Regions from separate parts of the Homo sapiens genome. Here region 1 is linked to region 2. The links are chromatin loops, found by intact Hi-C in ENCODE. Cell type or tissue: PC-9. All regions are shown on one strand. Links, peaks and the distances in the headings refer to the core of each region. The heading gives the core; the rest is flanking DNA.

Region 1 (16,403 bases), core at 6,191-11,190, 190 kb after region 2:
GTTCATACCCAAATGGATGAAAATGCTGATCACTCTTCCTTTTAACTACATAAAGCTTTCACCAAGGCAGAAAATCACAGCTAAAAAATTAACATAAGATGGACCAACCCGATTTGTTTCTTTTCTTGAATTGCTAAGCCAAGACGAGATGAGTGTTGGGCCTTTGTTTTTATTTTTTAATGGGTAATTTCAAATATATATGAAAGTAGAGAGGATGGTTCAGTCATTCCTCAGTATCTGTGAGGGATTGGTCTGAGGACCCCCTGTGAATACCAAAGCCTGCCGACACTTAAGTCCCTGCTATAAAATGGCACAGTATTTGCATATAACCCATGCACATCCTCCCACATACTTTAAATCATCTCTAGATTACTTGTAGTACCTAATACAATGTAAATGCTATGTAAATAGTTGTCATACTGTGTTGTTTAAGGAATAATGACAAGAAAAAAAAATCTGTACATGCTCAGTACAGACACAACCATCATAGACCTAACTACACTTTTGATCTGATTTGAATCCGCAGATGCAGAACCCTACAGAGGGCTATGTAGTGAAATGCCCCACCCATCCCCTAACTTCAGCAATGACCAACCCATGGCCAATCTTGTCATCTGCACTCATCCCCAAATTTAATATATTTGGGGATGTCATCTGCATCCCCAAATATATTAAAATGTATTTAAAGCAAAACCTTGATATCATTTCATCCATAACTGCTTCAATGTGTATTTCAAGAAAGGGACTCTTTAAAAACATAACTACAATACCATTATCGCACATTTTAAAATTAGCAGTTGTGGAGGCAAAAGGTGTGTCTATAACTGGGGAGAATGAAGCAAAGAATATAAGTGGACATAGAACACGAAAAACAAAACAAAAGACTGAGTCTCTGAAGTCCTGAAAGGGGTTCCAGTCCACAGGTCTCCCTTTGATGTTGAGAGTCACCTCATCTCTTTGTATCATTCTAATCCCTTCTTTTTGTATTACACTGAGTTGGACTTCAGTAATTTTTTTTGAGACAGTCTTGCTCTGTCGCCCAGGCTGGAGTGCAGTGGCACGATCTCGGCTCACTGCAAGCTCTGCCTCCTGGGTTCATGCCATTCTCCTGCCTCAGCCTCCCAAGTAGCTGGGACTATAGGTGCCCGCCACCAAGCCTGGCTAATTGGACTTCAGTAATTTTAATTTGGAAGCATCATGGCTAATACTACTGCTATCTGGACAGCTTAGTGTTACTCTTCCCTCCATATTTTTTGATTTGTTTATCATACCATTCAATTTAGTTAATGCCAGTAGCTACCGTTTATCGAACACCGATCATGTACCCGGCACTCTACCACGTGTAGAGATTAAACTACACCAATTTCACAACAACCCAATGAAAAAAGTATTTCCCTATCTTGTAGATAAAGAAATGAAGGTCTAACTGGATTAGGTAATATTCCCAGGTTAAACACTTAACAAGTGTGGAACCAAAATCTCACGCAGATCTTTCTGGCCCTCAGCCTGTTCCCACTATGCCATGCTGCATCTGACAAACGTGATTTTTATTTTCTAAAAAAGCCAGTACAATTCTGTGGTGCCTGCTGTTCATCATATTGTTTCCTCATCTTCCTAGGCGCGCAACTACTCCTTCATGGCACTTAGCCTTGGTCCCGTGATTGGGTTCTAGCCTATGGAATATGAGTAGGAGACATGTCATGTTTCTTGGCTGGGCCCAATAAAACTTCCCATTTGCTGTCCTTTTTGCTCTCTCTGCTTTTGCCGTCTGGCTGATGATGCCCAAGGTGACCTTGGGAACCACACATTGGCGATGACAGACGGACATCCTGAGTCTCTGAGTGACTGTATGGGACAGAGCCGCCTGCCACCAATCTGAAACCTCTTTGGACTGTTCACATGAGCAAGAGATAAACTTCTATTGTATTTAAGCCGTTGTATATTTAGCATTCTATTTATTATTACAGCAGTTAGCCTTCCTTAACTTTTATGTACTGTTTCAATTATCTTTTACTGGGTAACAAACTACCCCCAACATTTAGCGACTTAAAACCACAGTCTTAAATTAACTCATGATTCTGTGAGTCAGAAATTTGGGCTCTTGCCCCTACTTGTTCATGCGGCTACAGTGAGCAGGTGGGAAGCTGGGGGCTAGTTGGTCCAGCATTGCCTCACTCACATGTCTGGAAATAGGTGCTGGCTGGACTGTGTGTCTCCAGCAGGCCTGCCTGAGATTTTTCACATGTTGGTGGAAGTGTTCCCAGCAGCAAGAGAGGGCAAGCCCCAATCTGCAAGTATGTCTCAAGCTCCTGCTTGCATCGTGTTTGCCGATGTGCCATTATTTAGTGAGTCACCTGCGTAGAGGGGAGTATGATTTATTGGGGACTATTTACTGCAAAAATCTGCCATATGTACAAGAGTTAGGCAAATCATTTACGTATATACAACATATTAGTCACATATTTAATACCAGAGTCCCACTCTGAGACTGTTTTCATAATCCCTGAATCAAGTTCTATTTAATAATGTAATCGTTTATTTTTTACTTTTCAGGTCTATATATGAGAATAAAATAATTACCAATACATCATACATTTAGGTTAGTAGAATTGGGAATTAAAGAAATGAACCCAGTTTCATCTTTGCCATTAACATTGAGCTCCCTTTGTTTTAAGTCAGATGCAGTTGCAGTAACCCTCCCTAGACTCCATAACCCTCTTGAGCTACTGTCATATCCTGTCCCTTCCATATCATATTTCTTTCTTTCCTTTTTTTTTTTTTTTTTTTTTGAGATGGAGTCTTGCTCTGTCACCCAGGCTGGAGTGCAATAGCGTGATCTTGGTCACTGCAACCTCTGCCTCCCAGGTTCAAGCGATTCTCCTGCCTCAGCCTCCTGAGTAGCTGGGATTACAGGCATCCACAACCACACCTGGCCAATTTTTATATTTTTAGTAGAGACGGGGTTTCACTGTGTTGGTCTTGCTGGTGTCAAGCTCCTGACCTCAGGTGATCCACGGGCCTCAGCCCCGCAAAGTGCCAGGATTACAGACATAAGCCACTGTGCCCCAGCCCACATTGTATTTCTTGAAGGATATCCTCATCTTCCAGTTATTTCTCAATCCTTTTCAGTCTGGCTTCCTTGCATTAATTTATGAAAACAGCTCTTATGAGGGTGACCCATGACCTTCCTGTCACTAAATCCATGAGCATGAAACTTTCTTACTGGTGGTTGACTTCTTCTCAACACCACGCCACCATCCGTCTGCTTTTCCTTCAACCTTTCTGGCCTTGTCTTAGTTTCCTTTGAAGACTCATCCTCCTTTACCTTGTCTTTAAGTGACAGAATTCCTCAAGACTTCGTGCTTGGTCTTTTCTCACTCTACTCTTGCCCTAGGTTGGCCTCATCTTTGACCATGTCTTCAATACTATCTATATCCTGTTGAGTCCCAAACTTGTTTCTCTACCTCAGGCCTCTGTTATGCCCCAGCCCTGTGTATCTCCAGTTGTTTATCTCACATGCACCTCAAACTCAATTTATGTCCACACCGGCCCTGTGCTTCCTCCTCATTCACCCTTCCCTCCAAACAAAATCCAGTTCTTTTCTAGTAGTTTCAAAATGACCCCACAATCCAAAAGCCCGTGAATCATTCTTGACTCCCTGTACCATCAGTGCCCCCTGTGCCATCCTTCACCCATTCCGGTGGTGCCCCTTTCTATTCTGGGAAAATCTCCCACTGTGAGTCATCTGGGTGGGTGACTGCCCCAGCTCCCACTATGAAAGACAAAGGGGCTAACATCCTCCCTCTCTCTGTCTCCTGTCAGCTAAGGCATTGCCTGTGACCTGACCTTGGTTGATTGGCTGTGTCTGCCAAGAACTTTGAATATTAAGAGTAAAACCAAGACGGTACTATTAGAAGTCATTCATGAATGTATCAGTGGAGTACTGGTGGTGTTGATCCTGCTTCCTGTATTTCTTAGCCTTCCAGAACTATCTTGGTTCCTGCCCCCCCCACCACATTTTCCATGCTGGTGTGCTAGCCCCCAGTGGATTTATCCTATAAATGCCCCCATTTGCTTAAGATACCCAGAGAAGGATGTTGTTATTTGCCACCAGAGAAGCTGTGACCAATATAGGCACTGATGTTCCAGGTAGATTCAGATGCCATCACAAAATTTTCTCCACTAATCGGCGACCTAGCCACAGAATGCACAAAACAGCTCTCAAGATCTCTGCATGCAATATCAGTGCCTATGGGTCCCTGTGGCTATTTCTTAGTGCTGCCCATGAGCCACCATCATCTCTGCCTCAACTTCTGCGAGAGCCTCCCAGCTGGTTGTCTCATAAGGTCCTCAACTTCATACTGCAGCCAAAGCCATCTTTTCGGAATGTAAACCTGTTGGTGCCACTCCTCTCTGATGAAATCTTTCAGGGGCTTCAGATTTCTGTGAAAGACCAAAATTCTTAAACTTTTTTGACCTTTACTCGCAATAAAGACAGTTTATATTGAAACTCAGTACACTTGATGTATATTTTATAAAAGTGTCACAAGACAATACTTACCCTTTATTTGATTAACAAATACTTGCATGGCAGTTACTGATTGCCAGACACTGTTCTTGCTGTGCTGTGAATAGTAACTCATCTAGTCCCTGTAAGAACCCATGCGATGCACATGTTCTTATGACCACTTTAAAGCTGAAGCCACTTGGGCACAGAGAGGTTCAGTTGCTTGTCTGAGGTTGTACAGTTAATGAGTGGCAGTCTGGGTCCAGACCCGTGCTTTTCACTGCTTCTTGGTGCTACTCTGTGGTGGACTCTGATATTCTATTCTGTTTCATTTTTTAAAAACAGAGGTTGGGCGTACACCCCATTGCTTTCACAACCTCCTAGCAGGTCACAGTATACAGTTTAAGAAACACTGGCCTGTCTTGGGGTGGGCCCTTACCTTGTATTTCCCAGCTCCACCTGTGCTGTGCTCCTCCTTGAGTTCTATGATCCAGTTTTCATGGCCAGGCTCCTCGGAGCCATGGGGCCTTGGCCCATGCTGTTCATTTACTGAACCTCACTGTCCTCCCTGCAGATTGTGTCCTTGATTTCAAGGGAGAACGGTACGCCTATGATAGGCCCTGAAAGCCCTTGCACCTTTCCTTGGGCACTCATCATGGTTGCAGTTTGGCAGTTACCCACTTGGTGGTTTGAATAAATATATCCATCTTCCCCACTAGACCGTATGTGCTGCGAGTGTAGGCTCTCTGCGTGTTTTTAGTTCACTGTTGAGAGAGGTGATCTGCCCTGAGTCCTGAGCATCCAGCACATTCTTGCTGGGTAAGCACACAAGGCGAGGCCCTGACCACTCTACTCAGACTGCTTCTCAGCAGACATTATGTTCGCAGCAGACAACCTTGAGGATAAAGTAGTAGCTCCCTCCAGTTCGGAGAGCAGACTTGCTACTGCTTGCTATAAAATGGCAGGCTCCTCAAGCTCAGTGTTCTTCAGCTGCCATGCAAAGCCACTGTATGTGTAGCATCCACCTGTGCCCCAGCACACTGTCTTCGTGGGCTACGGGGCACAGGGGCTGATGCAGACATGCTCGTGCTCATGTTGTCTACTGTTCTGTCGATCATAAAGTCCTGTGCTTCTGACCCAGGAGGCTTGCGTCCTGTGCCAGCATCCACAAAACAGTAACAGTCTAACTTACTAACTTGCAAGTAGGGTAAAAAGTCCAGACATGACACTAACCATTTCCTATCAGCCAGCACAGTACCTGGCCTAAAGCAGATGTTCAGTATTTATTTGTGAAACAAATGGATGGTTGGATAGATAGAAAGTAGATGGACTTTGAGCTCTGCTTAAGGTGTTGCAGGGATCAAACCCTTTCAGAAATGCCAACCATACCCTGGAATGATTCTGGAACTGTGGGGAAGACAATTGAGGAGAAATGAAGATTATCTTGACCTGAAGTTTCTCATCCTTTGTGTTTCTAAGTAGAGTTTTTGGATCAGCCAGCTCCTCTTCTGATATTAAACTATCTGACATGGGTAGTCCTGTGAGACAGTTGCGTTTTATTCTGAATTGCCTGAATGAGTCTGATGTCCCCAACACCTAGCGAAGCTCAGCAATGATGCATGGGGTGGGCTGATGTGGGAAGTAGGCAGCCCGGAGTGGCAGAGGCCTGGGTTCTATTTTAAAAGGGAATTCTGGGTATCACTGGGTCTCTTAGAGGGGGAGTTAGGGAGGGGGAACTGGAAAGTGAGAAAGGGAAGTTTGCACAGCAGCAAAGCCAAAGTTAGCCTCAAGTTCTCCCCAAAGGCCAGGTGGCAGTAATTCGGGACATGTTGCAGAAATTCATCTCTGAAGCAACTGGGACCAGAAGGCTTCAGGCAACAACTGTCCCTGCTAGGAGGGCCTGTTCCCCTTTCACAAACAGCACTGCTTTTCCTAATATAAGCACAGTTCTTGCACATAGATAAAACTGTCTTTAGGATAGAGTGAAAAGAGAATAAGAATGTTAAATTTATAACTATTAAGATGTATTGAAAGTTGAATAATGTGCAGAAAGCAAATCGCTCTACACAGAAAGAGAGGGTGATAGAAGGGTTCTTGGAGACAACAAGCATGAGAAGACTTATCTAGGGTTTGATGAGATTTTCAGTAAGAGCTTTATCATCCCCACAGGGGCAAAATTAATTCTTGGGAGACAAAAAGGAACTTAGTTATTCGATGGTTTGTGGCCTTCAGAGGGTTGCAGTTGTACATAAACAGAAACACAGTATATCAGTGGTATTAAAATTTCAAGATGGGAGAGAGATTGGGGAAAATATCTAAAATGTCTCCTTACAGGGGTGATAATGAGAAGCAATGGACTAGAGGATTCAAGTGGAAGAGTCTTCATCACCCGTGAGTTCTCCTGGGAAAGTGAATTGGAAACAAGCTAAGTGCATTTTCTCAGCAGAAGGAAGATCTTACACATCACCTAGTGAATATCCAGTTGGGAATCTGAAAGCAGCAGTGGGCAGGTGAGCTGTCCCCACAGCTGTTCAGCAGGTGATGAGCTTACTGGCTCCAGGAAACGTCAGTGTGCTTAGGATGCAGCTGATGGCCTTAGGCACCAGGCCAGTCCTCCCTGGACACATCAATAGGATGGTGGCAATAGAGGGTGGAAGTTAAGATTCCAGGAATTAGCCCACCCACGTCCTTCCTTGCTGTTCTATTCTGTTCTCATCTCCTTCCTTCCTACTCTCCTCTCCGGCTCACTCATTCATTTTTGCTGCAGGCAGGGGAATCAGGAGCAATGTTCATCAGTGAATGAAAGGAGTGCTGGAAAGAGAACCAAATGCTGACATCAAAGAACCTTCAATCATATGATTTTAGTGTGGAAAGCCAGATGATACACTCTAACATCTGTGAAATCAAATCAAAATGCAAATTGGTTTTTGGCTTTCCTGATCTATGTTTCTGGATATGTGTTCACTGGGACATGTGGCTTCTTGACAGAATAAGACTGAAGACAATTTCAAGTATAGACAATAGTTAGTTCCAATCCCACAGGTATTCAGCCTTGGAAATGGGTTCCAGTCTCTGGGCTTAAAAGACTGGACTTTGCTATCAGTTTGAAAATGGCAGTGTCGTAGAGGGGCTCTTAATGTTAGGAAGGATGGCCTGGCAGAGTCTCTTTTCTTCTCTTGCCCTATCCCTGATGCTCATTAAGGCAGTGCTAGAGGAAAAAGTTCTCATTAGGTAACAGGAGTTGCTACTGGGTACCGTTTAAAGTGCTTTACACCTATTAATTCATTTACTCACAACCAGACAATTCTGCAAGGGGAGCACTGTTTTATAAAACTCTTATGGATGGGGAGCTCAGGTACAGAAATGCTAAGTCATTTGTCCAAGCTCACACAGCTTCTGGTAGTACCGGGATTTGAACCCAGATCCTCAGTCTCCAGAGAACTTGCCACAATAGTGTTCTTTTAAGGTGCCCTCAGCCAACTCTTGCACTTATTGATATCTTTGAACTCATGGATGAATGGGCTTAAAATTGTTTTTAACACAATGTACTTTGGTTTGAGCCTTATTTAAATAGAACAATGTGCCAGTCACCAGACCCCATGCACGGTTGAATCCTTTGGCCACTTACATAATGGATTAATTACTGGACACATGCTGCCCTCTTGTGATGAAAGTCACTCAATTGCAACCTTCTCCACTTCTCTGGAATGTACCCAGTTACTTCCTTTGTTCCAGTCTCATGGTTGGGGGATGGAGGATCTGTAGCCAGTGACGAAGCTGTTGGCTCTGTAGAGCCAAGATGTCACCTGCCATTCTGTGTGGTGCTCCCGGGCTGTTGGCTCTGTAGAGTCAAGATGTCACTTGCCATTCTGCAGGGTGCTCCCAGCCTGTGACTCCAGCCATGAGACATGACCCCAGAGTCCTGCAACTTGTAGCAACTGAATATAGGAGAAAAGACCAGGCTTCCTGAAGAAATCCTAGGAACATTAAAGAGACCCCATCTGTGTCCTTGGGGAAAGAGCTCTATTTTGCATAACTTGCCCTAGCAGATTGGAACCAGTGATAGTGACAGAAGGCAGCCAAATGCCTAGGTAAATGGGACAGGTCCCAGGTGAAACCCCACCTTAAAGCCAAAAAACAGCCTGAGGGGTGAAAGGCCGGATTGCTGGTCCCTGATGAAACCCGCGACCTAGAGTGAGAACTTCTGTTTCTGTTTGCCCGCCCTTTCCTGATTGATTCTTTCTGAATAATGCCTTTTAACCAATCGAATGTTGCCTTTTCCAATACTACCTATGACCTGCCCCTTTCCCATTCTCAGCCCATAAAAGCCCCAGACTCAGCCACAGTGGGGGGACTTTCCCACCTTCAGGTAGGGGGACCACCCCTGTATCCCCTCTCCGCTGAAAGCTGTTTCATCACTCAGACTCCTTGCCTTGCTCACTCTTCGATTGTCAACATATCCTCATTCTTCTTGGGTGCGGGACAAGCACCCGGGAACCAGTGCACAAGCCAGACTTGTCCCGGGCAGGCTGTCTCCTGCAGCAGGGTAGCATGGCTGAGCAAGGCCCAGGTGGGGCGTCGCTGGCCAGAGGTCCCTGGCTTACAAAGTGGCCAAGAAAAAAATCCTGTGTCACCAGGTGATAGACTTGGCAGAAAGATGGTCAGTTGCAGAGTGAACTGAAGGTCACAAACCCTATCAGAACAGAGGGAAAATAAAACCAGACAGAAGCCCTGTTCTTGTTCTACCAGTAGTTAAAGTGACCTTGAGTGAGTATCTTTTGCTCTCTGACACCAGTTTCCTCACTGGGAGAATGAGGAGATTGAAATCTTAGATACTGCCAGGAAAAACATTCTGCATTTGCCTAGATCCCTTCCCTGAATAGATTTGATAGTTTTGTTTTGCTTTATTTTATTTTATTTTATTTTTTATACTTTAAGTTTTAGGGTACATGTGCACATTGTGCAGGTTAGTTACATATGTATACATGTGCCATGCTGGTGCGCTGCACCCACTAACTCGTCATCTAGCATTAGGTATATCTCCCAATGCTATCCCTCCCCCCTGCCCCCACCCCACCACAGTCCCCAGAGTGTGATATTCCCCTTCCTGTGTCCATGTGATCTCATTGTTCAGTTCCCACCTATGAGTGAGAATATGCGGTGTTTGGTTTTTTGTTCTTGCGATAGTTTACTGAGAATGATGATTTCCAGTTTCATCCATGTCCCTACAAAGGAGATGAACTCATCATTTTTTATGGCTGCATAGTATTCCATGGTGTATATGTGCCACATTTTCTTAATCCAGTCTATCATTGTTGGACATTTGGGTTGGTGCCAAGTCTTTGCTATTGTGAATAATGCCGCAGTAAACATACGTGTGCATGTGTCTTCATAGCAGCATGATTTATAGTCCTTTGGGTATATAGCCAGTAATGGGATGGCTGGGTCAAATGGTATTTCTAGTTCTAGATCCCTGAGGAATCGCCACACTGACTTCCACAATGGTTGAACTAGTTTACAGTCCCACCAACAGTGTAAAAGTGTTCCTATTTCTCCACATCCTCTCCAGCACCTGTTGTTTCCTGACTTTTTCATGATTGCCATTCTAACTGGTGTGAGATGGTATCTCATTGTGGTTTTGATTTGCATTTCTCTGATGGCCAGTGATGATGAGCATTTTTTCACGTGTTTTTTGGCTGCATAAATGTCTTCTTTTGAGAAGTGTCTGTTCATGTCCTTCACCCACTTTTTGATGGGGTTGTTTGTTTTTTTCTTGTAAATTTGTTGGAGTTCATTGTAGATTCTGGATATTAGCCCTTTGTCAGATGAGTAGGTTGCGAAAATTTTCTACCATTTTGTAGGTTGCCTGTTCACTCAGATGGTAGTTTCTTTTGCTGTGCAGAAGCTCTTTAGTTTAATTAGATCCCATTTGTCAATTTTGTCTTTTGTTGCCATTGCTTTTGGTGTTTTGGACATGAAGTCCTTGCCCATGCCTATGTCCTGAATGGTAATGCCTAGGTTTTCTTCTAGGGTTTTTATGGTTTTAGGTCTAACGTTTAAGTCTTTAATCCATCTTGAATTGATTTTTGTATAAGGTGTAAGGAAGGGATCCAGTTTCAGCTTTCTACGTATGGCTAGCCAGTTTTCCCAGCACCATTTATTAAATAGGGAATCCTTTCCCCATTGCTTGTTTTTCTCAGGTTTGTCAAAGATCAGATAGTTGTAGATATGTGGCGTTATTTCTGAGGGCTCTGTTCTGTTCCATTGATCTATATCTCTGTTTTGGTACCAGTACCATGCTGTTTTGGTTACTGTAGCCTTGTAGTATAGTTTGAAGTCAGGTAGTGTGATGCCTCCAGCTTTGTTCTTTTGGCTTAGGATCGCCTTGGCGATGCAGGCTCTTTTTTGGTTCCATATGAACTTTAAAGTAGTTTTTTCCAATTCTGTGAAGAAAGTCATTGGTAGCTTGATGGGGATGGCATTGAATCTGTAAATTACCTTGGGCAGTATGGCCATTTTCACGATATTGATTCTTCCTACCCGTGAGCATGGAATGTTCTTCCATTTGTTTGTATCCTTTTATTTCCTTGAGCAGTGGTTTGTAGTTCTCCTTGAAGAGGTCCTTCACATCCCTTGTAAGTTAGATTCCTAGGTATTTTATTCTCTTTGAAGCAATTGTGAATGGGAGTTCACTCATGATTTGGCTCTCTGTTTGTCTGTTGTTGGTGTATAAGAATGCTTGTGATTTTTGTACATTGATTTTGTATCCTGAGACTTTGCTGAAGTTGCTTATCAGCTTAAGGAGATTTTGGGCTGAGACAACGGGGTTTTCTAGATATACAATCATGTCGTCTGCAAACAGGGACAATTTGACTTCCTCTTTTCCTAATTGAATACCCTTTATTTCCTTCTCCTGCCTAATTGCCCTGGCCAAAACTTCCAACACTATGTTGAATAGGAGTGGTGAGAGAGGGCATCCCTGTCTTGTGCCAGTTTTCAAAGGGAATGCTTCCAGTTTTTGCCCATTCAGTATGATATTGGCTGTGGGTTTGTCATAGATAGCTCTTATTATTTTGAAATACGTCCCATCAATACCTAATTTATTGAGAGTTTTTAGCATGAAGGGTTGTTGAATTTTGTCAAAGGCTTTTTCTGCATCTATTGAGATAATCATGTGGTTTTTGTCTTTGGCTCTGTTTATATGCTGGATTACATTTATTGATTTGTGTATATTGAACCAGCCTTGCATCCCAGGGATGAAGCCCACTTGATCATGGTGGATAAGCTTTTTGATGTGCTGCTGGATTCGTTTTGCCAGTATTTTATTGAGGATTTTTGCATCAATGTTCATCAAGGACATTGGTCTAAAATTCTCTTTTTTGGTTGTGTCTCTGCCCGGCTTTGGTATCAGAATGATGCTGGCCTCATAAAATGAGTTAGGGAGGATTCCCTCTTTTTCTATTGATTGGAATAGTTTCAGAAGGAATGGTACCAGTTCCTCCTTGTACCTCTGGTAGAATTCGGCTGTGAATCCATCTGGTCCTGGACTCTTTTTGGTTGGTAAACTATTGATTATTGCCACAATTTCAGCTCCTGTTATTGGTCTCTTCAGAGATTCAACTTCTTCCTGGTTTAGTCTTGGGAGAGTGTATGTGTCCAGGAATTTATCCATTTCTTCTAGATTTTCTAGTTTATTTGCGTAGAGGTGTTTGTACTATTCTCTGATGGTAGTTTGTATTTCTGTGGGATCGGTGGTAATATCCCCTTTATCATTTTTTATTGTGTCTATTTGATTCTTCTCTCTTTTTTTCTTTATTAGTCTTGCTAGTGATCTATCAGTTTTGTTGATCCTTTCAAAAAACCAGCTCCTGGATTCATTAATTTTTTGAAGGGTTTTTTGTGTCTCTATTTCCTTCAGTTCTGCTCTGATTTTAGTTATTTCTTGCCTTCTGCTAGCTTTTGAATGTGTTTGCTCTTGCTTTTCTAGTTCTTTTAATTGTGATGTTAGGGTGTCAATTTTGCATCTTTCCTGCTTTCTCTTGTGGGCATTTAGTGCTATAAATTTCCCTCTACACACTGCTTTGAATGCATCCCAGAGATTCTGGTATGTTGTGTCTTTGTTCTCGTTGGTTTCAAAGAACATCTTTATTTCTGCCTTCATTTCGTTGTGTATCCAGTAGTCATTCAGGAGCAGGTTGTTCAGTTTCCATGTAGTTGAGCGGTTTTGAGTGAGATTCTTAATCCTGAGTTCTAGTTTGATTGCACTGTGGTCTGAGAGATAGTTTGTTATAATCTCTGTTCTTTTACATTTGCTGAGGAGAGCTTTACTTCCAAGTATGTGGTCAATTTTGGAATAGGTGTGGTGTGGTGTGCTGAAAAAAATGTATATTCTGTTGATTTGGGGTGGAGAGTTCTGTAGATGTCTATTAGGTCTGCTTGGTGCAGAGCTGAGTTCAATTCCTGGGTATCCTTTTTGACTTTCTGTCTCGTTGATCTGTCTAATGTTGATAGTGGGGTGTTAAAGTCTCCCATTATTAATGTGTGGGAGTCTGAGTCTCTGTGTAGGTCACTCAGGACTTGCTTTATGAATCTGGGTGCTCCTGTATTGGGTGCATATATATTTAGGATAGTTAGCTCTTCTTGTTGAATTGATCCCTTTACCATTATGTAATGGCCTTCTTTGTCTCTTTTGATCTTTGTTGGTTTAAAGTCTGTTTTATCAGAGACTAGGATTGCAAACCCTGCCTTTTTTTGTTTTCCATTTGCTTGGTAGATCTTCCTCCATCCTTTTATTTTGAGCCTATGTGTGTCTCTGTATGTGAGATGGGTTTCCTGACTACAGCACACTGATGGGTCTTGACTCTTTATCCAATTTGCCAGTCTGTGTCTTTTAATTGGAGCATTTAGTCCATTTACATTTAAAGTTAATATTGTTATGTGTGAATTTGATCCTGTCATTATGATGTTAGCTGGTGATTTTGCTCATTAGTTGATGCAGTTTCTTCCTAGTCTCGATGGTCTTTACATTTTGGCATGATTTTGCAGCAGCTGGTACCGGTTGTTCCTTTCCATGTTTAGCGCTTCCTTCAGGAGCTCTTTTAGGGCAGGCCTGGTGGTGATGAAATCTCTCAGCATTTGCTTGTCTGTAAAGTATTTTATTTATCCTTCACTTATGAAGCTTAGCTTGGCTGGATATGAAATTCTGGGTTGAAAATTCTTTTCTTTAAGAATGTTGAATATTGGCCCCCACTCTCTTCTGGCTTGTGGGGTTTCTGCTGAGAGATCCGCTGTTAGTCCGATGGGCTTCCCTTTGTGGGTAGCCTGACCTTTCTCTCTGGCTGCCCTTAACATTTTTTCCTTCATTTCAACTTTGGTGAATCTGACAATTATGTGTCTTGGAGTTGCTCTTCTCGAGGAGTATCTTTGTGGCATTCTCTGTATTTCCTGAATCTGAACGTTGGCCTGCCTTGCTAGATTGGGGAAGTTCTCCTGGATAATATCCTGCAGAGTGTTTTCCAGCTTGGTTCCATTCTCCCCATCACTTTCAGGTACACCAATCAGACGTAGATTTGGTCTTTTCACATAGTCCCATATTTCTTGGAGGCTTTGCTCGTTTCTTTTTATTCTTTTTTCTCTAAACTTCCCTTCTCGCTTCATTTCATTCATTTCATCTTCCATTGCTGATACCCTTTCTTCCAGTTGATCGCATCGGCTCCTGAGGCTTCTGCATTCTTCACGTAGTTCTCGAGCCTTGGTTTTCAGCTCTATCAGCTCCTTTAAGCACTTCTCTGTATTGGTTATTCTAGTTATACATTCTTCTAAGTTGTTTTCAAAGTTTTCAACTTCTTTGCCTTTGGTTTGAATGTCCTCCCGTAGCTCAGAGTAATTTGATCATCTAAAGCCTTCTTCTCTCAGCTTGTCAAAGTCATTCTCCATCCAGCTTTGTTCTGTTGCTGGTGAGGAACTGCGTTCCTTTGGAGGAGGAGAGGCGCTCTGCGTTTTAGAGTTTCCAGTTTTTCTGTTCTGTTTTTTCCCACCTTTGTGGTTTTATCTACTTTGGGTCTTTGATGATGATGATGTACAGATGGGTTTTTGGTGTGGATGTCCTTTCTGTTTGTTAGTTTTCCTTCTAACAGACAGGACCCTCACCTGCAGGTCTGTTGGAGTACCCTGCCGTGTGAGGTGTCAGTGTGCCCCTGCTGGGGGGTGCCTCCCAGTTAGGCTGCTCGGGGGTCAGGGGTCAGGGACCCACTTGAGGAGGCAGTCTGCCCGTTCTCAGATCTCCAGCTGCGTGCTGGGAGAACCACTGCTCTCTTCAAAGCTGTCAGACAGGGACATTTAAGTCTGCAGAGGTTACTGCTGTCTTTTTGTTTGTCTGTGCCCTGCCCCCAGAGGTGGAGCCTACAGAGGCAGGCAGGCCTCCTTGACCTGTGGTGGGCTCCACCCAGTTCGAGCTTCCCAGCTGCTTTGTTTACCTAATCAAGCCTGGGCAATGGCGGGCGCCCCTCCCCCAGCCTCGCTGCCGCCTTGCAGTTTGATCTCAGACTGCTGTGCTAGCAATCAGCGAGACTCCGTGGGCGTAGGACCCTCCGAGCCAGGTGCAGGATATAATCTCGTGGTGCGCCGTTTTTTAAGCCGGTCCAAAAAGCGCAATATTTGGGTGGGAGTGACCCGATTTTCCAGGTGCGTCCGTCACCCCTTTCTTTGACTCGGAAAGGGAACTCCCTGACCCCTTGCGCTTCCCAAGTGAGGCAATGCCTTGCCCTGCTTTGGCTGGCGCACGGTGCGCGCACCCACTGACCTGCGCCCACTGTCTGGCCCTCCCTAGTGAGATGAACCCGGTACCTCAGATGGAAATGCAGAAATCACCCGTCTTCTGCATCGCTCACGCTGGGAGCTGTAGACCGGAGCTGTTCCTATTCGGCCATCTTGGCTCCTCCGCTTTTTTTTAATTTTTATACAAATCCTGATTAGTAAGATACATATTCATATTATTAGTCCTCAGTTTCCTCATTCAGGAAATAATTCTACTTCACAGGGTCATTGGGAGGAAGTTTTTATTTGGCCTGATGTTCATGGGTTTAGCCAGGCTGGGTTTGTTTAGGCAAAGGAAGGACACATACACATATTTATAAATAAAAAGGTTTTACATGAAGGAAAACTGATTTTAAAGATTGTGACACTTGCCCACTAGTAAGTGGTTATCTTCAACAGTGCCACTTTAAAACAGATGCTGATGTGTTCATTTATTCTTCCCTGCAGCCAGTCATTGGCATAGCACACGTATGTGTATGGGCGGTGCCTGAACACTGGTCTGGTGTGAAGGTTAGGGCAGGGAGTTTTATTCTATTCAAAAGAGACACTGCTGGCTTCACATTACATTGGTCTCTAATTTTCACTTGCTTCCAAACTTACTACACCCTTGACATAGGTTAAAAAATAATATTTCATAGCAACGGTCTGGGTTTTTTTGTTTGTTTTTGGTTTTGTTTTTGTTTTGAGATAGGGTCTCACTGTGTCACCCAGGCTCACTTACAGGCTAGACCTCCTGGGCTCAAGCGGTCCTCCCACCTCAGCCTCTGGAGTAGCTGGGACCACAGTTATACATCACTATACCTGGCTAATTAATAGCAAGAATCTTTGCCTTGATAATCTCATTCCAAAGAAATAACTATAAAGAATTTTTTAATTCCATAGAAATATTGTCTATAGTGACCACCACCACAGTCAATCTGGAAACTTGAAGGTCTAACCTGAACGTCTGGAATATTATTAAGCAAATTCTCAAACTGGTAGAATATATTAATAAATAATAGAGACTAACAGTGTGGGAAAATGACAAAAAGAACTGCTAATGTACTCTGTGATTATAATTATGTAAAAAGATGTCTCAAAG
Region 2 (16,403 bases), core at 6,246-11,245:
GGGGATATCACTACAGGTCCTGTGGATATTAAAAGAATAACAAAGGAATACTTTGAACAACTCTTCCCACAAATTTCATAAGCTGATAAAATGGATGAATTCCTTGAAAGACAAAATCTGCCAAAATTCACACAAGAAGAAATAGACAATCTGAATAGGCCTATATCTATTAAAGAAATTGAGTAACAGTTAATAACTTTCCAAAACAGAAAGTGCCAAGCCCAGGTAGGTTCATGGGTGAATTTTTCCAAAATTTAAGGAAAAAATCATACCAGTTCTCTACAATCTATTTCAGAAAATAGTGGCAGAGTGAATACTTTCTAACTCATTATATGAGGCTAGCATTACCCTCATACTAAAACCAAAGACATTACAAGGAAAGGAAACTACAGACCAACACTTCTCATAAACATAGATGCAAAAATTTTCAAAAAAATTTGGCAAATCAAATCCAACAATGTATAAAAAGAATTATACTCCATGACCAAGTGGGATTTATCTCAGGTATGCAAGTCTGGTCCAATATTCAAAAATCAATTAATGTAATTCATTACACCAAAAAGCTAAAGAAGAAAATCACATGATCGTATAAATAGATGCAGAAACAGCACCTGAAAAATTCCAACATCTATTCATGATAAAACTCTCAGCAAAGTAGGAATAGAGGGAAACTTCTTTAACTGGATAAGGAACATTTGCAAAATACCCACAGCTAGCATCACACTTAATGTTGAGAAACTAGAAGCTTTCTGCTAAGATCAGGAACAATGCAAGGATGTTCTCTTTCACCAATTATTTTCAACATCTAACTGGAAGTCCTAACTAATGCAATAAGACAAGAAAAAAAGATATATAGATTGGGAAGGAAGAAATAAAACTGCCATTGTTTGCAAATGATATAACTATGTATGTAGAAAATCTGAAAGAATTAACAAAAAACTCCTAGAACTAATAAGTGATGATAGCAAGGTTGCAAGATACAAGGTTAGTATACAAAAGTCAATCATTTTCCTAAATCCCAGCAATGAATAAGTGGAATTTGAAATTTAAAACACAATACTATTTACCCCAAAAATGAAATACTTAGGTATAAATCTAACAAATCATGCACAAGATCTACATGAGGAAGAATGCAAAACTTGGATAAAAGAAATCCTGGACGAACTTAATAAAGAGATGTTCCATGTTCATGGATAGGAAGACTCAATGTTGTCAAGATGTCAGTTCTTTCCCAACTTTATCTATAAAGTCAATGTGAAGTCAATGAAATCTTAGCAAGTTAATTTGTGGATACTGACAAACTGATCTAAAGTTTATATGGAGAGGCAAAAGACCCAGAAGTAGCAAGTCAACATTGAAGAAGAACAAAGTTGGAAGACCAACCCTATGTAATGGAAGATTTATTATAAAGCTACAGTAATCACAAAAGTGTGGTGCTAGTGAAAGAATAGACAGATAGCTCAATAAAACGGAACAGAGAGCCCAGAAATAGACCCACATAAATGTGGCTAACTGATCTCTAACACAGAAGCAAAGGCAATACAATGAAGAAAAGATAGTCTTTTCAACAAAGTGGTGCTGGAACAACTGGGTATCCACATGCAAAAATATAAATCTAGATACAAACCTTAAACCCATCACAAAAATTAACTCAAAATAGATCACAGACCTAAATGTAAAATGCAAACTATAAAACTCATAGAAGATAACATGGGAGAAAGTCTAGATGACCTTGGGTTTGGTGATGACTTTTTAGATGTAACACTAAAGGCACAATCCATGAAAGAAGAAACTGACAAAATGGACATCATTAAAATTCAAATGTTCTGCTCTGTGAAAGACACTGCTAAGAGAATAAAAGGATAAGCCATAGACTGGAAGAAAATATTTGCAAAGGCATATCTGATAAAGGACTTTATTCAAAATATATAAAAAAAAAAAACCCTTAAAACTCAACAATAAGAAAACAAACATCCTGATGTAAAAATGGGTCAAAGACTTTAATGGACACTTCACCGAAGAAGACATACAGTTAGCAAATAAGTATATGAAAAGATGTTCCACATCACGTGTCATCAGGGAAATGCAAATTAACACAAGATAACACCACCTACCTATTAGAATGGCCAAAATCCAGAATGCTGATAACACCAAATGCTGACAAGAAGTTAGAGCAACAAGAACTCTCATTCATTGCTGCTAGGAATGCAAAATGGTAGACACTTTGGAAGATGGTTTTATTACAAAAACAAATATATTCTTATCATATGATCCAGCAGTTATGCTCCTTGGTATTTACCCAAAGGAGTTGAAAACTTTCATCCACACGAAAACCTGCCCATGGATATTTACAGAAGCTTTATTCCTAATTTGCCAAAACTTGGAAGCAACCAAGATATCCTTCAGTAGGTAAGGAGATAAATAAACTGTGGTACATCCAGATAATGGAATATTATTCAGAACTAAAAAGGAATGAACTATCAAGCCAGAAAAGAAATGGATGTGAGCCTGGGCAACATAGCTAGACCCCATATCTACAAAAACATTAAAAAATTATCCAGGCATGATGGCTCACACTTGTAGTCCTAGCTACTCAGGAGGCTGAAGCAGGAGGATCACTCAAGCCCAGGAGGTCGAAGCTGCAGTGAGCTATGATTACGCCAATGCACTCCAACCTGGGTGACAGAGCAAGACTCTGTCTCTAAAAGAAAGACATAGATGAAATTTAATGCATATTACTAAGTGAAAGATGCCAATTTTAAAGGGCTACATACTGTATAATTCCCAGCATATGACAGTTTGGAAAAGGCAAAATGATGGAGAGAGTAAAAAGATGAATGGTTGTCAGGGCCTGGTGGAGGGATGAATATGCAAGGCACAGAGGATATTTAGTGCAGTAAAACTATTCTATAGGATACTATAATAAGTAAAACTATTATATCATATAGAATATAAAACTATTCTATATGATACTATAATGGTGAATATATGTCACTATACATTTATTCAAACCCATAGAATGCACAACACCTACAGTGGACCTTAATGTTAACTATGGACTGTAGATAGTAATGTGTTAGTGCGGGTTCATCAGCTGTAACGAATGTACCACTCTGGTGTGGGATGTTGATAATGGGGAGGCTGTGCATGGTGGGGGTAGAGGGTAATGGGAAATCTCTGTACTTTTTGCTCAATTCTGCTGTGAACCTAAAGCCGCACTAAAAAAATAAAGTTCATTTAGAAAGAAAATAAGTTAATACATATTCAAAAAATTTAAGCATATTACCATATGACCTAGTCATTTCATTCCTAGGTATTTACCCAAGAGAAATGAAAACACACCCACACAAAGACTTGTGCACAAATATTCAGAGGAGCTTTATGCGCATGAACTAAAAACTGGAAACAACTCGAATGTCCGTCAGTGGGTGATTGGATAAACAAAATGAGGTTATCCATGAAATGGAATATTACTAGCAATAAAGAGGAATAAACTAGTGATAGCCTAAAAATCATTATGCTAAGTGAATGAAGACAGAAGCAAAGGCGTCCACACTCTCTGATGCCATTTATATAAATTCTAGAAAATATACATTAATCTGTAGCGACGAAAAGCAGATCAGCAGTGTTGGGCGCAGGGGCAGAGTGTGGAAAGTACTGCAAAGGGGAATGAAGAAGCTTTTGGGGATGATGGAAATGTTCTGTATCTTGCTTGTGCTGGTGATTTCACAAGTGTGCATGCCTGGGAAAAGTCATCAGATCATACACTTGAAAAGGAAGCAGTTTATTGTATGTAATTACACTCCAGTAAAGGCAAAAAAAATCTCATCCATTAAATTAATATCAATAGTAGGCTTTCACTTGAATCAAGGTTTTTCACTTTTCAATTTTTGCTGAAAAAACTGAGCCCCTCAGCTATTTTAAGGATAAAAAACTCTGGTATGATTGTTGTTTGACTACTCTGCTTGGAGAGGGTGAGTGGGGGTGCCTGAGCACGGTTTTGAGCCTTGCCTACCTCATTCCCACCCCCAGGAGCGTGGGTGACATCATTTCAGGACACATCATGAGGAATACACTTGACTACCTCTGGGCCCAGCATGCCGCAGACCTCCACTCAGTCGGCTCCTACATCCTCCAACCAACAGGAGGTGGAGAAAGGCCCAGGGATGCCCAGAACCCCAGGAGGCCTACAGATGCTTTAGATCAGCTGTACCTTCCCTTCACCTGCATAAACTCAAACCTGCAGAGGAAATTTCCTCCTAAGCCCAGACATTAATCACACCACTGGGAGACTGTAAAGCCAGTGCCAGGCTGACAGAGAGGCCTGCAGGAACCTGGTCCTTTTTAACAGCACCCAGCAAAGGGAGGGAAAGCCCAAAACCCAGCCTCAGGCAGGACGATCAGCATGCAACAGTCATAAGGAAGCTGCCCCGCTCCCCCGGTTTCCTGAGCAGGATCTGAGTGTGCATCCCTCCAAGAACTGGCACTTGGGTTTTAATTATAACCTCTACCAAACTTCTCCGCTCTCTGCTGCCACACAGATCTGCAGCTGAAACTGTCCTCTGTCAATATATAAGCATCCCCTACTCTAAGGCAGCCAGACACTTTTAGGACCTATCTAGCCCCAAGTATTCCTTTAGGAAACACTATCAGCCACATCTGGAAGCCTCCAGGTGGGAACACAGTGCAGACCAATGGGACACATGTGCTCAAGTCCTGACTGTGCGTCGCTAGCTGTGTGATTCTGGCAGGTGACCACCAATCTGATTACCATCATCCTCATTAGTAACATATGGATAATAGCTTCCTTACAGATTAGGTGTGTAGATCACAGGAGATTAAGGGATTTATAAAGTGCTGTATGGTCTATGAAAGTTGGCTATTATTAACCATGCCTAGGGAATTCAGACTTCATATGGCTTTTCTCCACAGAATCTTCTTACACTTTTCTAAGGTTAAAAAACAAAGGTGGTCTAGGATCCAAAAAAGAAAAAATATGTTAAAAAATATTTCTACCAAGTTTGAAAAAACACTTTAAAATCCTTTCTAACCTCTCTCTCCTCCCACACATACACCTTAGCTCTATAGATGAGCTGTGGCTAATGTTAAAACAAATCTATTTTCCCTTAGAAACACGATGATGACACAGGGTAGTGGGTAAAGGAGGGGAGGATTGGCAGGACGGCCATAGGAAGTTACAAACTGAGAACATTCTGTAGCTGTTTAAATTACACAGAGTACAGTATGTGTAGAATGAGAAAGGCAGGGAGGTGGGTTAAGGCCTATGGAATATCAGCATTTCAAGATTGGGTAGAAAAAGAGAAGCTTACAAAGGAGAATGAGAAGGAGTCACAAAGGTGAGTATGACAGAGACTGCCAGTTGCCCCAACATCCATCCTCCCTTTCTTCCACAGTGATAGAATTGTTGGCTGCGTGCATGTTCACTTAGCTAAAGACTGCATTTACCAACCTCTGTTGCAGCTAGATGTGACCATGTGACTGTTCCGGCTACAGGATCTGAACACAACATGTGCAACTACAGATTATTCTCTTAAAGGGAAAGGATATGCTCTCTCCTATATATTTTCCCTTTTTCAGTGGTGGATTGTGGCTGTGGGAAGAACCATCCTGAACCACACAGACAGGTGGGATACCTAAGGATGTTAGAGCAACAAGATAGAAAGAACCTGGGCTTGGGACAATGTTGCAGAGCAGATCCAACACACCAATTTCAATGTTTGCATGATAGTGCAATAAAATCCTGTGCTTTTAAGTCACTATTTCTTTAGGTCTCCGAGATGTGGATGGACCAATATCTATCTTACTCAGTGAATGTAGGAAGAAGATGATTTAAAGAAGGAAGAGAAATGTGGCTGATATGTCAGATAAGATGAGGACTGAAGCTTCCTCTTGGTTGAGCAATAAAAAATTCACTGGTGACTCCAGGAAGAGCATTTTTAAAGGTGATAGGACCATTGGAAGGCCAATTTTAAGAGTGGGCTCAAGGCAAGGAAGGATGGACAGCAAGGATCAGCACTTTGTTAAGAAATTTAGCGGTAAAGGAGGCAAGAGCTGGAGAGTGACATGGGGTTGAAAAAAATCCTGCTTCACTTCTCTGTTTCTGTTTCATGGGACTCTCCAAGAATGGGTCTCTCCATCCTAACAAAAATCGCTTGTGTTCTCAGCCTATTTTGCTTACTCATAATTGTGTAACAAACCACTTCAAGAAACTTAGTGGCTTAGACTATGATGATTTATAATTTCTCAGGACTCTGTGGGTTGACTGGGCAGTTCTCTTCATGTGGTGTGGGCTGGAGCACTAGTATGCTTGAAATGTCCAAATGGCTGGCTGTGGCTGCTGGCTGCTGCCTGGGAGCTCAGCTAGGGCTCTCAGCCAGGGGTCTTGGTTTTCTTCCAGGGGTCCTTTCTATGTCGTTGCTTGAGCTTCCTCCCAGCATGACAGCTAAATTCCAAGATGAAACATTTCAAGAGTGCAAACACATAAACTGCTAGTCTTTTCTAAGGCTTAAGCCTGAAACTAGCATAGCATCACTTTCACCACATTCCATTATTTAAAATAGATCACAAGGCAGCCCAGATTCAAGGGAGAGGAGACTACACAAGTGTATGAATACAAGGAGGCATGGAAGACCACCAAAATAAAAACCTAACAAGTAGAAATGACCCAGAGAAGAGAGAGAGGTTGCAAAGGGGTTGCAGGAAATTTGGTGGAGGGGTGAGGGATATGTTTTTATTTTAATTGTAGTGATGGTTTTACAGGCTGACTCATGTCAAGCTTATCAAATTATACACTTTAAATTTGTACAGTTTGTTGTATATCAATTATACCTCAAATACGTCTTTTTTTTAAAAGTGCAATCTACTTACAGAGTAAATATTTCAGTAAATTGTGGTATATCCATTAGGTAAAATATTTTATAGCAATTACCAGTGATAAGAACAGTGTGAAATAGCAGGAGAAATGTTTCTGATGTAAAGACAAATGAAAAAAGCAAGTATGAAATTCTGGGTACACTGAAAATTTTGTAAAAATGTGTATATGTGGGCAAGGCTAGGAAAGCATTCACAGAATGAAAATACCATCATTAGGCAGGTGGAATAGCATGGATTTTCCCCTTCAATTGTCCGCATTTTCTGCTCTGTTGCTATATTTGCTTTATAATTAATCTCTTGATCCTTCTATTTTTGCACTCATTCTCTTATCTGCAGGCCTTCCACATGGGTCAGGCCTCTTCAGCTGAGGCTCTGGCAGTGTAAATCCTGCGTCTGTCTAAAGCACTTTGTTTCTGTGTGGTTCACTCCTGATACAGGGCCACTTGTGCGAGAGTTGAGAGGGAGACAGGCAGGGCTCTTGGGGAGTGATACAGCACTTATGTGTTCGTCAATTCTAATAACAGGCTTGCTCCTTCTCCCACCTGGGGCTGTCACTCTGGCTTCCAAATCCAGACAGGTTTCTGTTTCAAAATTACTTCCTTATTAGTCATTCCCTTTCCACTTCCCTTTTCTGCCACCTTCTTATAAAACACACTGGTTCAGCAAGCTCTGTGTGTCTGAATCACTGCCAGGCCTCAGCTCCCTCCCTGGCTGCCCCAGCTGCTCCCCCACCATTTAGCAGAACCATGCAGGCATCCAGAAATGGGGAAACAGCTACAGCTGGTGTCAGCTGCAAAGTTTCTCTCCTGCCCCTCCATCTCTCCCCCTCTTTCCTGACATGTTATATTTTCACAAGAAGGGACTTGGAGAAACGTGCTATTATTCTTTTCTGGGTGACACACAATCACAAAGGCAATCTTCCTGGGAGATGGGCTTAGCAGGGCCAATGCCAGCAATAGGGAGAGAAGGGAGTTAGGCCTTTTAATCACACTCCTTTGGCTCGGTGTATCCATTTTGCCTCCCACGATGGTGCTTGCTGTCTGCTTCGGGTCAGCTCTGCCCCTCAGGGTGATGAGCAAGGAAAGACAGGTGATGGCAGGTTGACATTTACGATCTCACGAGCCAAACTGCTGCCTGCATGCCCAGAAGGATGTGAGGGTACCATGATGGAGGATTGCAAGTGAGAGCCAGAGAGGCACCTGCCAAGCCCCGTCACCTGGCTGCACACACGGTGAGGGAGGGACGAGGTGGAGAGGAATTGTGTGAAGGGAGCAGGGGCCAGCTCTGAGCCATATGTTCTGTTGGGGAGGCTTTTCAGCTATGAGCAGGCAGCCTGATACCTGTTAAATGGCTCCTCAAAGTGGCTACACTAAGACTCAACCCGGTAAGACAGAATGGCAATGTGTTGTCAACTTGATTTGTTCTTAAAATGGGACTTTTTTTTCCTTTGGGCAGAAGGCCTGTCAATTTCCAGCAGGGGCAGCGCAGTCCGCTTCCAGGGAAAACTTAGGTCCTTGCCAGCAGGTGGGGCAGGTGGCCTCCAACCGTGGTTTTTCTCCTCTCACCAGTCCTGTGTTCTCCCTCAAGGTAGCCTTTCAAAGCCATGTTTTCTCCTTCTTCTCTGCTTACACCTCCCGCTGCCTCGCTCACTGTTTTTTTTTGTTTGTTTGTTTTGAGACAGGGTCACTGTCTTTTTAACTGTCCCTTCTCTTTCCTCTTCTGCCTTTTCGTGTTCCTTTTCAGGCAAGAAAAAATGCAAACACGTGCCCATGTGCACACCCACCCAACCCACACACAAGAATTCTGGAAAGAAATAGAGTACCAAAATGTCTTCCTTTCCAGCATTTGTGATTTGCATAATTTAAAACTGCATGTCCCTAACCATTTCATTATTATATTAAATATATAGTATTTCAAAACAGTGGGGGAAAATGATCAAGTTGGACCCACAATGACTTAAAGTTATATTTATGCCTTATCCAGAAAGCTTTCTTTTCAAGAAGAAAATGAGTGACTTTAGAAAATGTATACATTGAGATTACTTTTTAAGGTTAAAAAATGCCAACAATAATGTTAAAAAGTGATGATGCTTGAAATCCTTTAGATGCTCTAAGTACTGGTAATAAACATGTTCTATTTTATTTGAGTTTTTACAGATTGAGAAACTGAAGGACAGATAAGACTCGACTCTCCTGAATCCCAGGCCCTTGCTGGGTCCCCACAAGGTGGTGAGGTCCTTGAAGGTAGGATCTGTTTTATTGAAACATCTTTGCAGCCCCTTTAGGTCTGGAACACAGTAGGGACTCAATAAATGTCTGTGGAATTTAACTATTTCCTGGAAATGACCAACAATATTAATATGTTGAACATGAGGACTTTTAGTAGGATAATTAATAATTTAATAAATATATACATTCTATATTTTCCTTATATCTTGGTAACCAAAAGGGAATTACTTGAGCTAGCAAACTGCAGCCAGTAATGGACAGCAGCAGCCACATTAAGAATGTCTTATTTTCCCAAAGGGATACGATTTTCACATATGGCATTAATTTCTGGGAGTTTGTGAGACAACTGGGACCATTTGAACAATTTTACAGAGATTTAGCTGCTTATACTGAGCTGTGTTGCTCAACCTGACTTACTCCAAAGCCTGAAAGGATGTAGTTCAGGTGTGTTTGGCAGCTGAATGAGGCCACAGTGTTTAGTGTTGGGTTAGCCCGTGATTCTCCACCAGGCTACGTGTCAGAATCACCTGTGGAACGTCTTAATCGATTCCTATTTCCAAGGTCCCTCGTTAAACCAGTTAAATCAGAATCTCAGGAGTAGGGTCTAGGCATTACATTTTTGAAGCTCTCTGGAGGGGTCTCAAAAGAGGCACAAAGAATGAGTGGTGAGAGGGGAGAGCTCCTTCTTGCTTTCTACAAGCTCCAAGTTTGCTTTTAGCCGATAGTGTTAGCCCAGTGTTGTTCAAACCTTAATGTGTACACGTATCGCCTGGGGATCTTGCTGAAATGCAGCTTCTGACTTGGTAGATCTGGCCTGCCGGTGCAGATGCAACTGGTTAGCAGGCCACCATAGGCAGCAAGGATCCAGAGCTGCACAGGCCAATATGGTGGCCACAGGACATGTGTGGCTATTGAGTGTGTGAAACATGGCTAGTCCAAGTTGCAATGTGCTGTAAGCATAAAATAAACACCAGATTTGGAAGCTTTTGTACCAAAACATAGATATATCCATAATAATTTTTATCTTGGTTACATGTCAAAATGATAATATCTTAGACATACTGAGTTAAATAAAATACACTATGAAATTAATCTCGCCTGTTCCTTCTTTTCTTGTTTTAGCGTAACTACTAGAAAATTTGACGTTATCCTAAGCAAATTAATGCAGGAACAGAAAAGCAAATACCACATGTTCTCACTTGTAAGTGGGAGCTACACATTAGCTACTTATGGATATAAAGATGGCAACAATAGACAATAGAGACTACTAGAGGTAGGAGGAAGGAAGTGGGGCAAGGGTTGAAAAACTAACTATTGGGTACTATGCTCACTATTTGGGTGATGGCATCCATTGTACCCCAAACCTCAGCATCATACAATATACCCATGTAACAAACCTGCATATGTAACCCTGGATCTAGGATAAAAGTTGAAATTATTTTTAAAAAGAAAATTAAAAATTACTTATTGACTTGCATTGACTTTCTATTGGGCAGCGCTGGTCTAGGAAACTGTTCAATGCTTGGTGGCAACTGCATAGTGGCAAGGGTGTTTAAATGGGATGAATGCAGTGGCTGGGGAAGTGGTTACCTGCCTAGAATTCAGACTCTACAGGTATAAATTAAGAACAATCATGGCTATCATTTATGAGTGCTTCTACGACCTATCACTGTTCTAAACACTTTACATGAATTATCTCATTTAGTGCTCATAGCAGCCCATGAGGTAAGCATCTCTATTATTCCCATTTCACAGATGGGGAATTTAAGGCAGAGGCAGTTTCAGCAACTTGCCTCAGCTAGCAAGTGAAAGGGTTTAGGGTTGAGCTTTAGAAAGCTCCCTCTCCCTCTGCCCTCTGTTTTAGTCCATTTGTGCTGCTATAACAAAATACCACAGACTAGGTAATTTATAAACTATAGACATTTATTTCTCATGGTTCTGAAAGCTGGAAGTCCCAGGTCAAGGTGCCAGCAGGATTGGTGTCTGGTGGGGGCTGCTCTCTGCTTCCAAAATGGTCCCTTGTTGCTGCATCCTCTGGAGGGGAGGGATGTTGTGTCTTCACATGGCAGAAGGGATGTTGTGTCTTCACATGGCAGAAGGGATGTTGTGTCTTCACATGGCAGAAGGGATGGAGGGGCTGGAGACACTCCCTTCAACCTCAAGCCCTTTTATAAGGACACTAATCCCATTCATGAGGGCAGAGCCCTTATGACTTACTTCTCAAAGGCCATAAGTTTTAATAATGTTACATTGGGGATTACGTTTCAACATGAATTTTTCAGAGGACACCATCCATTCAAACCATTCCACCTACCTCCATGGAGGAAAGAGACCAGGCACCAAGAGGATGTGACTACCTGGAGGCCATGCCCCATTTCTATTCTAGAACATGCTACTTGATTGGTCTGAGTGGTGGCTGAAGGCAGATGTTTTGGGGAGTACAGCAGATGGAGCTTGGGTCCCCAAATCCTTTTCAGTACAAGATGGAGCTAGGGATGGGAAGAGAGGTGGGGCAGGTGGAGTGCAGGGGGCTTCCAGCTGTACTGTTGCCCTGGCCACCACTAATGTTAGAGGCAGGCCTAGTGCCAGGATTCGATGCCAATGCCCACATACCGAAGGACTGACAGAGCTGAAGGTGGACTGTGTTCTGAGACTCTGCAGGTCACTCTGGGCTCGGAGACTACCCATTGCATACAAGAGGAGAAGCATTGCTACTTCAGTGACAAAGGCCAATGGGATTCTGATCTGCAGAAGGCCCTTCTCTGCCTTAGGTGTAAGTCAATGTAAGGGTGGAGCTTTCCCATCCCTGCCTCCTGATTGACCGCGTTACACTCAAACTCAAAATGATCTCCCTTATGGAAAGTGATTCCTTCGCAGTAGGATGCAAAAAAAATGAAAGCCTCTCTGTAGAAATAAATCACAGTGCTGGAACTTATTTCAATACTTTAGCATCCCTGAAAAATACCCTAGCTTTGATAAAGAGTCCACTATGTAGTGCAGAAAGTTGCAAAAAAGGATGAACAATATATCTGAATTTCTCTTTCTGTAAAATACAGGTGGTGGTAACATATGCCCCTGACTCTTGTTTGTTGAAGACATTCAGAGCTAATGTGGTTTGGATCTGTGTCCCCGTCCAAACCTCATGTCAAATTGTAATCCCTAATGTTGGAGGTGGGACCTGGTGGGAAGTGACTGGATCATGGAGGCAGTTTCTCATGAATGGTTTAGTACCATCCCTTTGGTGCTGTTCTCGTAATAGTGAGTTCTTGTGAGACCTGGTTGTTTAAAAGATTGTAGCACCTCCTCGCTCTCTCTTCCTCCTGCTCTGGACATGTGAAGTGTGTGCTCTTCCTTTTCCTTCCACCCTGATTGGAAGCTTCCTGAGGCTTCCCAGAAGCAGAAGCTTCTATGCTTCCTGTACAACCTGCAGAACTGTGACCCAATTAAACTTCTTTTCTTTATAAATTACCCAGTTCAGGTATTTCTTTATATCAGCCCAAGAATGGACTAATACAAGAGCATTCTGAAGTTTTACAAAGGAAGCTTCTGGAAAACAGAACATTGCCAGACCCTTCCACTGGCTGGACCACTGAAGAACAGAACTTTGACAGCTGCAGCCCTAGGGTGCTCTAACTATCACCATAAAACATTGGTTTTCTTTGATCTGCCCTGCCTGGTCATTGTCTCTTGGGCAACAGATGGGAACGCTTTGATCAACTTCAGGAGATGTCTTTGTGGTTGGTGACTTTTCCCTCATCTAAGAGCCTGTCCTCAGCCTGATTCTGAGTCCTGGGTTCTTGCAGCATCAACTTTTCAACTGCATGTAAAATAAATTCTTGACATTCCTCTGAACTGGATGTGAAAATCTTATGTTTCCTCCACTGGAGAGGGGAAGAAGAAAACTTAGCAGCAAAGTCTCAACAGCCTTGAAGGTCACAGTAGGGTGAAAGAGATAATCCTCATCTCCTCTGAAATCAGAATCAGAGGTAATCAGTTACTTGGCAGTACAAGGGGCTATGGATAGACATTGAAAGAACTTCCAGATAATGAGGTTTTTGAACTCCAGAATGAGTTGCCTGGGTGGAACAGAATTTCCTTCCCTGGAGGTCTTTAGAGGCAGGAGCGAGGTCCAGGGAGTATGTAAGTGCAGAATGGCTTGCATGGAGAGGGAAGAATTAGCTTTGTGTCTTGCTTAAGAGAATAATGGGAGTAGCTAGAGTAATAAAATCAGTCTTTCCCCTCCCTTCTATATGGTCTCAAGCAAGTAAAATAAGCCATGGCAGCAGTGATGACTACCTTGCCTTGTATATTTCCAAAATACTTTCCTGTTACTTCAGTTGGTTCTTACCGTGGCAACTCCATGAGTTAGATGGGAAGCACGCACATTATTATCACTGTTGGCAGAGAAGACTAGAGTAAAGGGAACAGTCCACACAGCTGGTTAGCATCACAGCTGGGGCTGCATAGGGATCCTGATCAATTGCTCTTTCCACTGATGCTTGAAATTCTGAATCTGGTGAAATATTAGGGATGGTAGGGATTCCACTACAGTTTCAGTTGCATTTCTGAAAACATTCTATGTTTTAAAAAATTCAAATAATATGAACTTGGCACCCTATCTCCTGGTTAACATGTTGCTGGAAGGTGGAATGGCTTGACTTCTAACTAGCCTTATTAGAATTAACACAAACCGAGGAAGCAACTACACTGAAAACAGAGAGAGGGAGAGAGAGAGCTCCTCTGTCTAATCTGTCTAATTGCATGATCTACTTAACTGCGAGACAGTATCTCAGTGGCTTGACTCCAAACCAGAAAACCCTGCGGAACATATTGTTGGGAAATGCCCAGCCTCACTGGAGGCAGGGAGACCAGATGCTCCAATTACAGCTTTGTCATCCCAACTTGAGACTTGCGTAGCTCCTTTCCTTAAGAAATGGAGAGTGAAACTGTGTTGTAAAAAAAAAAAAACAAAACTTCTTTATATCTCTCCTGTAGCTATATAGTCAAAGGAAGTAGTAGCCAAGTCTCTGTATTCAGAGGGTTTTTTTGGGGGTGGTGAGGGCAGAAGGTGGAGTTCAGGTTTGGACCTAACATGAAAGTCAGCGGCCAGTATTCACCTTCTGAGAAATTGTAAAGTGCCCTGCTGGCTCCCCCAGCCCCTGACTGCAGCCCTTGCCATTCTCACTTTAGGGTACAAGCATGTTACCAAAAATGCCAGGTATAGATCAGCAATGTCCGTGAAAATCAGGAAAATAAATATTTACTATTCATTTGTATTTGTAAACATGAAAAAAACATAGGTTTATTGATTACTTCTGTAGAAAGTATCAATCTATGCCTTGAAAAGGGGAGGTTATATTTTTCTGTTTTAAGTTTTTGGTCATATGTGTAATCTATACACACATATATACATTTATCCCCTAGACACACACCCTTCCCCGTATAAATAATCAAACGTGTGTGGGCCTCTGTGTGAATATACCAGATGTATTAAACACACACAAAACTTACAAGGTTTTTAATGGATGATGACTCAGTGGGACCGAGTTTCAGCAATTTTTGTTTTCAACTGAATGACTGGCACCTTCAATTTTACTCCTTTGTAACAGAAGGTGTGGGGCTCCTGGCTAAGACACAAAACAGTTCTTCTTCTTTTTAATCTGAGAAAGGAAGGAAGAGTTTTAACAGAGTTAATTGAGTGGTTGGGGTCTCTAGAAAGCAACTTGCCTCTCTCAGCTAACAGGAAAGGAAGGAAGAAATAGAAATCGAGGAGAAGCTTTTCTGTGCCCATGCCCTGCCTGCAATGTTAGGAACCTCCCTCTTGAAGTAAATTGGTGAAACCCTTTGCAGGGCAGCTTGGTGATAGGCATCTACTTTGACCCAATTCCTCTTCTAGGAATTTATCCTAAGGAGGAAATTGGACAAGCATACAAAGACAGAGGTGTCGGGATGCACACTAGTGAAAAATTGAAGATTGGAGACAACAAAATGGCTGTCAAGACATTATTTAATACATGTTAAATAAATCATACAACGTCCCCACAATAGGATAATGAACATTCATTCAAATGGTGATATAGATCCCTATTTCTTGCTTGGAAAGGATATAAATAGAAAATTCAACAAAGCTATTTTTATTTTGGAAAATAATAGATGACAAAGAATGAGAGAGGAAGAAAAGTATGAGAAGGTGAAGATCGAGAAGAGGAAACACCATTATCCTCTCTACAACTAATTGTTGCTGGCAGGACTTGGAGCTGCAATCTGAGAATTCTGAATTTATTTATTTATCTTTTTTTTTGTCACTCATGGGAAGAGAAAATTCTGCCCTTAGAATGAATGTAATGTGCATTTTCATCAGCTTGAGGAACACTCTGCAGGAGTTAGGCAGGTCTACTTGTGGAGAAGGCCTTTGGCTGGGACTGCTGTTCACAGGCCTGGCCCATCTTTCTGTGCCCTTTGCCAGGCTCCTGCCTCTCTGGGAGCTCTGCTCTTTCCTCTGGGAAGGGAAACAGTCTGAAAAACGATTCATACAAATGCACAAGTGATTCATCGAGTTATGGGAGCCCTGTCAATGTAGTTATATTAAAAAAGAACCATTTAGGAAAACTCCTGGCCTGCTGGAGGGAGACTAAATTTGTCTAACTATTGAAAGTTAATTTAGATTTGTACCAAAACTCTTAGAATTTTACAAAAATTTTAATGTAGCAATTCCACTTTGAAGAATTTATTCCAAGGAAGCAATCATAAATATAAAAAACATTTAACTACATAAAGATTCATCATAGCAACTGTTTATAAGAGTGAAAATTAAGATCTGCCTGCATGTCCAGCAATAAGGGATTGGATAAATTACATTAGCTCCATTCAATGGAATACATGATATCCCCTAAAAATATTGTTGTGGGAATATACATATTGTTATGGCAAAATTTTTACAACATGATATTGACTGAAAAAGTAGGTACCCAAACACATAATCCTAATTTTTTTAAAGTATAAAAATATCAAAATGTTAAAAATATTTGTCCCTGAATTATATGTGATTATTTTCTTCTGCTTATTGAATATGTCACTTTTGAAATAAGAAATGTTAATAAAATTTTACTTTTTTATTTTTTCTTTTTATTTATTTTCCTTTTTTATTTTATTTTATTTTTGTTATTATACTTTAAGTTTTAGGGTACATGTGCACAATGTGCAGGTTAGTTACATATGTATATATGTGCCATGTTGGTGTGCTGCACCCAGTAACTTGTCATTTAACATTAGGTATATCTC

Evidence for each region. Peaks named below come from ENCODE experiments on the same cell type or tissue, not always from the same donor. Only the 100,000 strongest peaks of a DNase experiment are listed, where the experiment ranks them.
Region 1: a loop joins it to region 2, with 8 times the contacts of the local background. A loop is called at or near these places in 8 of 110 quality-filtered maps.

Annotation. Positions count from the first base shown.
Region 1 is chr7:30,405,057-30,421,459 of GRCh38, forward strand. No RefSeq gene overlaps it. Among named protein-coding and RNA genes, the nearest start is that of LINC01176, 22 kb to the left of the region's middle. RefSeq lists enhancers at 8,336-8,405, 14,559-15,162. In PC-9, for the core only: CTCF peaks have their summits at 8,189 (motif pointing left) and 8,393; a DNase peak (open chromatin) is centred at 8,195.
Region 2 is chr7:30,218,609-30,235,011 of GRCh38, forward strand. It overlaps LOC124901607 (a long non-coding RNA gene), which reads left to right. Exons shown (of 3, transcript XR_007060274.1): 2 at 9,042-9,137. Among named protein-coding and RNA genes, the nearest start is that of ZNRF2, 58 kb to the right of the region's middle. In PC-9, for the core only: a CTCF peak has its summit at 8,325; DNase peaks (open chromatin) are centred at 7,493 and 8,383; H3K4me3 peaks cover 500 bases; H3K27ac peaks cover 2,538 bases.